Regions from separate parts of the Homo sapiens genome. Here region 1 is linked to region 2. The links are chromatin contacts, found by Hi-C or POLR2A ChIA-PET in ENCODE. All regions are on one chromosome and are shown on one strand. The core of a region is the stretch at or near the end of the contact, and the rest is flanking DNA. Distances in the headings are between cores, read along the strand shown. Region 1 overlaps MMD (monocyte to macrophage differentiation associated). Region 2 holds the start of SMIM36 (small integral membrane protein 36).

Region 1 (4,036 bases), core at 71-2,570, 120 kb before region 2:
CTTAATATAAGACACTGAGAGAAAAGTAAAAATAATACATAAATATCACTCCACTGAGCCAGGATATAACTCATGGACTACAGATACATGAGTTTCTACCTGTCAAACAATGCTTTAAATATTTTTTCTAGGAAAAAAAAAAAAAAACACAATATATGAGAAGATGCAAAGGAAAGGCAGAAATGTGAATTTATGCATCTAGTTCCACAATTTAAAATAAATATCAAACTGACAATATAAAGCTAAGTGACAATGACTTAACCATTGGGCACCAAACAGGCAATACAACTGCTCACTGTAATACATAATGCTCTTCAGGAGTTTCCAGCAGATGGCCATCACAACAATACTGTCATAATACAGAAAAAACATTTATCCACTGTGGAAAGAGACCCTGAAGAGAATGTGGCAAAGGCATAGAGAAAAAGTTGGATCTTTTGAAAAAGTTAATGATATCAAAATACTTTTCCATCACTGGTAAACCAAGCTAGGTCAAGTATATGTCCCAAAGCAGCACTGAATTCAGAGTAAGAGGTTGGCAGAAAAGTTTGGAAAACTGCAGTTTTTAAAAATTGGCAATTTCTCCATGCTTAATAAAACTATCAGAAGAGGTATAATGTTTGTTCGTTTGTGGAATGTTGACTGCTTGCTGCAAAAATTTACAACATGAATGAGGACCTGCAGAGATGCATATCAATGAAATATTTTTTTAAAAATTTACAAAAAACTAAAGTTTCTATTTAAAAAAGAACCATGTTATGCCAAGATGAAACATGGTAAAAAGTAGTGTAAGTTCTGTCCATGATTCTTTACCTAGTGAATGGGAAAGTAATAGAAACAATTTTCTTCTTAAAAAGGAAGGTTTGTTATTGCACTGACTTTTACAACCTGACATAGTAATTTAGAAAAATCATGTAGTAAAATCTGTAAAATTAAAATATAAAAGTCTGGTTTGTAAACATCAGTTGGCCAAGTCTATTCAGAGTCCTTCATGATAGTGGAATGGAATGAATAATTAATTCACTACCTTATTTATTTGCTGTGAGGCAGAAAATTCCAGAACACAGCCTTTATACTTTCACAGTAATTATATTCAAAAGATATAAAGTCAGTGCAGTTATTTTTTTTCTTTCCCTGTGCAATGTTTAGCTCTCACCCCACTCCCAAGTGCCATAATTGAAATAATACTGGTTTGGAGAATTAGTACAGATTGGTCATAAATGCCGCATAAAGTCCGTAGGACTTCGGTAAAGGTATTTCCAAATGGCGTAGTAATGCACTGCAGCTGCCGTGGCCACAAACAGGTGCCAGATGGCGTGGGCAAATGGAATGATGCCATCACTCTTGAAGAACACAACTCCCAAGCAATAAATTAAGCCCCCACAGGCAAGTTCCTGAAGTCCATCGGTGTTGTTCTGTCAACAGAGAAAAAAAAATAAAAAGGGTTTGATGTTACTCTGCATGGCAAGCTACAGATAACTGTAATTCTCTCTAAGGCTCTTGATTTTCTAGACAATGAAGAAGCTGTGTGAACACAATCCTGATCTGTAAACATGAACCAAACATAAAAAAAGTCTCTTATACATCGACCTGGATTGCCCTTTGGACTGACACTCTTGAGTTGAGCAAGCAATCACATTACAGGTCCCAAATGAAAAAGCAGAACATTCTGCTCATTTACAGCATATTTAAGCAAACTGCAATCATAGCCAGACATGGGAGTTCATTTTAATAAAGTGCAATCCTCTGTTCTCATCTTCCCCTTTAAATGCTTCCTTCCCTACTAAGGCAGGCCCAAGCCACTCTATTTATAATTTACATCTCAGGCAGGGTATTTACTTCCCTTTGTCCTTCTCAAACACTGTTCTACACTGATTGCTGCTTTGAGACTTCCCCTGCTTATGTGAGCTTATAGATTCCTTAAGGCTGACACAGGAAAACCGTAACTAGAAGTGACCTCTGAAATCACAGATCACATAGTACAAGATATTTCCTAGCCTTCTAGATGTCTCCAGGCCTTTTTGTATTCGAGCCTGGCCATTGCTTAGCTTAGCAATAAGTTAATATTCTTGTGTGTCTTAGGGCAGAAGGGAGAATTTTTTAGGCTGTTCTTGGTTTTCAAAGACCAAGGCCCATCTACAAGATTAAAATGGCTTGTATGAATGAGGAGAGAGAATAGAGGCAATGCTTAGAAGCTGATGAAGAAACAAGTTAGTCCCCTGGATTTCTGAGGACTAGGAATAGAAAGGAGACAGGTTCTGCAGAGTGAATGGAAACCTAAGGCAGATCACGGCAGGGCCTTGGAAGGGGATAGGTGTGTGGGTGTCCTAGAGGCCTGGGCACTGGGCAGCAGCCTTGTGTGCCCCGCAAGAGTAAAGGGAAGCTCTAACTCAGGCACCTGATTAGAATGGGCCCCAAGGCCCTCGGCTAAAAGCAAGGCAACAATAGACCATCATGAGCTAAGGACCAGGTGTGAGGATCTAGGGCCAGCTGTGAGCTTCAGTCCTTTTTCAAAGTTCACAGAAGCCCCCATGTTTTGTGTGGGATCAAAAGATGGGGAAGGAGCCAATCCAAATGGACTGACATTGGATTTCTTCCTAACCTTGGTAAGAAAGGACTTCAGCTAGATTTATTTTTATTTAAAAAGTAAAAACAAAGACAAAATACCACACGTTATTAATTCCTCAAGGTTATACAGCAATGAATACACATTATACAAAAGTATTTGTGTGTGTATTAGGAGCCCTCTTCTAGGATAGGGGTAAGGCTCTCATCAGATTCGCAAAGGGGCACAGGGACTCCCAAATAGTAAGAGTCACTCATCTAACACAACCCCCTTATTGCAGAGGTGAGGAGACTAAGGCCAGAGCAGTGAAGTGGCCTGAACAAAATCACATGGCCAGTCACTGTTACAAAATATCCTTTTTTTTCCTTTCTGCCAAAACAAGCAAGACACCAAACCAAGTACGCAGGTTAGTTTTGACATGCATTCTGTTAACTAGTATCCTCAAGATACCACATTTACCTCAACTTTCAAAGACCTAGAACATAGTTAATTCTGTATCAAAACAGAATTTTTTTTTCATTATCATTATCATTATTGTAACTATGTGCCAGGCACTGTTTGAAGCACTTCATATATTTATTCATTTAATCTTCACAACGACCCTAAATTAGGTACTATTATCTCCATTATACAGATGAGAAAACTTTTTTATCCAGTCTGACAATCTCTGCCTTTTAGTTGGAGTGTTCAGTCCATTGTGATGTAATTGTTATTATATATGAGGTACCTAATTACTGATATGGTTGTATTGAAGCCTCCCGTCTTGCTCTCTGTTTTCTATTTGGTTTCATCCATCCTTTGTTTCCGTTTTCCAATTTTCCCACCTGCTTTAGACTAAATTGAATAACTTTGGGATTCCATTTTATCTTTTCTCTTGACTACTTAACTATAACATTTATTTTGCTTTTGTTGTTGTTGGTGGTGGTGGTGGTTATTCTTTTTTTTTTCTGAGATGGAGTCTTGTTCTGTTGCCCAGGCTGGAGTGCAGTGCATGATCTCAGCTCACTGCAAACTCCGCCTCCCAGGTTCAAGTGGATTCTCCTGCCTCAGCCTCCCAAGTAGATGGGATTACAGGCGTGTGCCACCACACCTGGCTAATTTTTGTATTTTTAGTAGAGATGGGGTTTCATCATGTCGGTCAGGCTGGTCTCGAACTCCTGACCTCGTGATCCACCCACCTCGGCCTCCCAAAGTGCTGGGATTACAGGCGTGAGCCACCGCGCCTGGCCAGTGGTGGTTATTCTACGGATTACAGTGTGCATCCTTAGCTCATCACAATGTACCTTTATTATTATACCCCCTATACAAGGTTAAGACCCTTAAAACAATGTGCTTCTATTTCTCCACCCCATCCATTGTTACCATGTACTTTACTTCTACATGTTAGAAACCCCCATGTTATCTTGTGAAGAAATTAAGAAATGAAAAACAGCCATGTATTTACATACAAATTCATCATTTCTAGCAATC
Region 2 (4,259 bases), core at 446-2,945:
AATAAAAATACACACAATGGAGATAATAATTCAAAAATTTTGGAAATAGACTAATGAACAGGGGAAAAAACATACCATTCAACATCAACAAAGAGAGTGAAGGGAGAGCAGGCAGTGTTCTGGGGACAGATACACCAAGCTGTGGGGTCTCAGAATTCTTTCAATGAGTTTTCAATAACTTTGTATTGGATCAGGCCGGATTTGAGGATTGGAGATTAAATTTTTTATGAGGCATATGGAAGGAAATATTATCAGTGATCATCATCATAGCTAACCCTGTGTGTCAAGAACTGTCTCAAGTGCTTTTGGTGAATTAACTCATTTAAATAGCCCCAAAAGCTTAGTGGTCCAATCACTATCCCTGAGACACAGAGGTGGCTCAACTTAACCATGGCCACACAGCTAGCAAGTAGAAGAGGCAGGATTTGAACCCAGGCTCCAAGCTTTGTTGTTTTAGTTGTATGCATTCCTTATTCTGTCTTGGAGTTGGGAATAGAACGTGAAGAGCTGGTAGGTACAGAAATAATAATGTTCTGAAGTCTGAACAAGTTCAATGGGGTTGCCTTGACTGGGTGCAGCAGCTCACATCTATAATCCCAGCATTTTGTGAGACTGAGGCAGGAGGATTGCTTGAGGCCAGGAGTTCAATACCAGCCTGGGCAACATAGTGAAACCCCATCTCTACAAAAAAAAGACAGGCGTGGTGTCATGACCTTAGAGTCCTAGCTACATGGGAGGCTGAAGTGGGAAGGTTGCTTGAGCCCAGTTCAAGGCTGCAGTGAGCTATGATCACGCTGCTGCACTTAAGCATGGGCAACAGAGCAAGACTCTGTCTCTTAAAGAAAAGAAAAATAACAACAAAAAACTGGTTGCCTTGGAAAGAAAGAATTTGCAAAGAATAGACTAGACTGGAGTTAGTCTCATTCCTTATCACACACACGCACGTGCACGTGCACACACACACACACACAATATTGCATCCTTTCTCAAAAGTCATTCTCTCCTGTGAGTTGCAAGGACAGCAACATCAGAAATGTACCAGTAACCAACTTCATTATACTACAGCATTGCTGACAGTTTGCATTTGGAGAATTTGACTAAAGACCACTTTGGGCTTCTTACCTTAAACAGTTACTTTTGTCACAAAGAAGGTGACGAGAAAACAGCAAGTAAGACAGAGCTCTCACTTCCTTCATCAAGCGGGATACATGTGCTGAGAGAATTGGAGCCACGATAGGGAGCAGTTTGTCTCTATGGAAAGTCTAGTGGTCTCTCCCCAGTGTCCCTTAGCCAGCCTCATACCATGGTGCTTTTCTTTCCTAGTGGAGCAGGATCCCCCAAAGAAAGGCCAGGCCCCTTTGGCCAGTGGGGCCCAGCGACACTTGGGTGCATCACCACCAACCGGATGGAGGGCTGGGCCTCGAGAGTGGCCTCGGGCGCGTACTCCTTACTGGGATCCTTGCCTCGGCAGTCGTATAGCACGCAGGAGATGAGGAAGACCAGGAGCAAGATGACGTAGCTCGCAACTAGGATGATCAGGTTCAAGGTAACAGGGTCGATCTCCAAGTAGAATTCCATCACTTCTCCCACGGTGGAGAAGTGGGTCTAGAGAAAGGCAATTGGGGTCAGTTTGGGCATTGCAGAGAGCAGATCTTAGAGCATCGGAATAGCTACATTGGCTCTGGAGTAAAAATACATTAATCCCTACTGCTCCAGGAGACCTCGAGGATTAAAGCTGCTCGGTTTAATAACTTAAGCTTGCTGTTAATACCACAGCCACCAAAACACAGAAGCTGTCTGTCATCAGTTCGCCTACACAGAGAGAGAAAGAGAGAGAGAGAGATGGCTCATGAGTTACTGGATCATGGTATATAAGTAGAGCATTCACATAATTCAGCATCCACACAGGCAGTTTGGTGAGCAAAAGTAAGTGTTGTTAATAAGCACTCCATGATGACAGCTAAAAATTGGATTGTCCTGGACAATTGTGCTGTCTTTGTATAAGGGATGTTTAGTGCCATGTATGGAGTGATTTGGAAGATTAGGTCAGTAGGCTTTGGAAGTAAATGTGATTCTTCAACAAGAAGAAGATACTAGTGCCTGATATTTTCACCCTTTCTTCATTTGTTGCCATGTTTCTCATTAGTTAATTCAAAACTACTTTTTGAGTACTTACTTCCTGTGTTTCAGACACTACACTAAGCAAAGGGGATATGGCAGTGATAAGACAGAGAAGCAGGTAGTCTAGCAGGAAAGATAGCCTTTAAACAGATAATTGCACAATTCGCCATTTAAGAACAGTGGAAATCAGTTTATAAGGGACAAATAGAGGGTAAGAGGACAGCGTGTCCCAGTGTGGGTCAAAAAAGCTTCCATGCAGAAGCAACATTTAACCTATGACCTGAAGGATAAGTAGAATTTAGCTAAGTGAGAAGAGACAGGGAAGATTCTTCTAGCCACAAAGAACTGCATATGTGAAGACCCGAAGAGAAAGGAGCCTGGAAAATTGCAAGCACTGAAACAAGGGCAGTGTGACTGGAGCATAAAGAGAATGGGAGCACAAGGTGGGAGAGGTAGACAGGGGCCAGAAGGCACAGGCACTTGTGGGCCATACTCAGGACTTTAGATATGATCCTAGAGCAATGGGATGCCATTGAATGCTTTTGCACAGGGGAGTGACACTACTGAATTTGCATTTTAAAGAGATTCCCAAAGGCTGCCTCAAGGATGCAGAAAAACAAGCAAATTGAGAGGAAGATCAGATACTGATCGGATTACAGTTATTCCTTGATGTACAAATCACTGTCCTGCCTCAGTTGTAGCCTGGTCCCAATAGTCCCGCATAGGCTACTTCATGGGCATGTGCCCTGTGCAGCTGCACAACGTTCCATTCTCAGAAAGAGCTCACACTTGGTTTAATGCTCTGCTGTTGCCATCTTGAAATTCTTAACTTTTCAACTTTGCACTGGGACCCACAAATTACGTATCTGGTCTTGGTCTCATATATGTATTTTTGGCCAGCTAGGGCATCAGTAGCCTTTTCTCCAATAGCTAATAGGACTTTTTGGATACTCCTAGTTAAAAGCTGAAGTTCCCAAAGGTCTGCTGGTTTCTTAGTGTTAAGCTTCAATGGGCTAGTGTCTTCCTGTCAGCCTCCTTTATACTGAGCTTCCATGGGAACCTGAGCATTTGAAGATGTTGTAGTATGGGGTTCTTATGCATCTGGAGACGTTTTTCCAAATAATATCGTCCATGATTCTATGGTCCTGGACTAACTTATGGAATTATAATCCAGAAGATGCATGATTCTGAAACACCATAGATTTAGGGTCAGCCTTATTGGAATCTATTGGGTCTCTTTTGAATACAGATACCTGGATCAACCCTAGATCTACTGAGTTAGAATCTTTGGGACTAGAGTCTGGGGATCTGTATTAATAAAAATCTTCATGGATAATTTTGATCTGCAACCAGGATGGAGAATCATGGCTATAAAAGTAGAAAAAAAGGACGTGAAGAAAATGGGCCAATATGCGGTCACCAGGGCTTTGGTGATCTGTGAAGAGCTATTCCAGGGGGCATTCAACACAGAATTCAACACTGTCCAAGGTTTTAAGTCCGACAGATTCAGAGAATTAATTTTGTGCTTGCAAGGACATAGCTTTTTCTTCCTGAAGGCAGATCTACAGGAAAAGTCCATTTATAATTGGAAAGTTTCTGGTAAGCACAGAATCACACAGCAAGTAGAGTTGTCTGTTGCATCTGTAAGTCACGTGCAATGCACCAGACAGAAGCGAGGCTTTAAAAGGCAGCATTATGTACCAGATGCCTACTTTCTTTTGCCCACTCGGGACTCTAGATTCGTGACTTCTATAGTAAACTGAGTCTGGATAGCCCAGGTGCCTCCATGTAACAATATTTAGGGGAGTTATTTGGTGACTTTAAATAGATGACACAAGGATTGGTTAAAATTGACTCTGAAATGAGAACTACATATAGTTTAGTCCACATTAAATTAAACTGAAATATATGCAACAGATCTGCTCTATTGAGTGGAGTTTTCATATCAGATCTAGGTTTCTCTGTGTAATGGTGATAATCATTAATCATGGTGAGTGATCTGGTCTGGCCTGTCTTCTTAGATTGCCCCCATTCTGCTGATACCCGTGGTGTCCCGGAATGTTTTGTTCAAGGCTATTGTCTTTGGTTCCAGTATCTTATTTCTATTAGCAGAGAGTTTTTTGTTTCTGTTTCCACCA

What was found. Hi-C counts contacts between places; a loop is a spot of excess contacts on that map. ChIA-PET counts read pairs that join two places held with the same protein, here RNA polymerase II (POLR2A). Pooled maps may share reads with other maps.
Region 1: a loop to region 2 is called in a map with no recorded cell type, with 4 times the contacts of the local background. The contact joins the enhancer-like site here to the promoter of SMIM36 in region 2. A Hi-C loop is called at or near these places in 7 of 168 maps with a recorded cell type or tissue (Caco-2, HepG2, IMR-90 and 4 more), 8 of 37 single-sample maps with no recorded cell type and 9 of 50 pooled maps. POLR2A ChIA-PET finds 5 or more read pairs at or near these places in 2 of 52 experiments (H1 and HepG2).

The regions. Positions count from the first base shown.
Region 1 is chr17:55,393,120-55,397,155 of GRCh38, forward strand. It overlaps MMD (monocyte to macrophage differentiation associated), which reads right to left. Exons shown (of 7, transcript NM_012329.3): 7 at 1-1,415. The coding sequence ends at 1,215. Among named protein-coding and RNA genes, the nearest start is that of MMD, 27 kb to the right of the region's middle. Within about 2 kb of position 1,321, at least 3 of the 41 ENCODE cell types and tissues checked have a DNase peak (open chromatin) inside an H3K27ac peak, as active enhancers do; they include transverse colon, where a contact is called at or near this core.
Region 2 is chr17:55,509,757-55,514,015 of GRCh38, forward strand. SMIM36 (small integral membrane protein 36) reads right to left here and starts at 1,696. Exons shown (of 5, transcript NM_001395421.2): 1 at 1,123-1,696. The coding sequence starts at 1,578. The coding sequence ends at 1,297.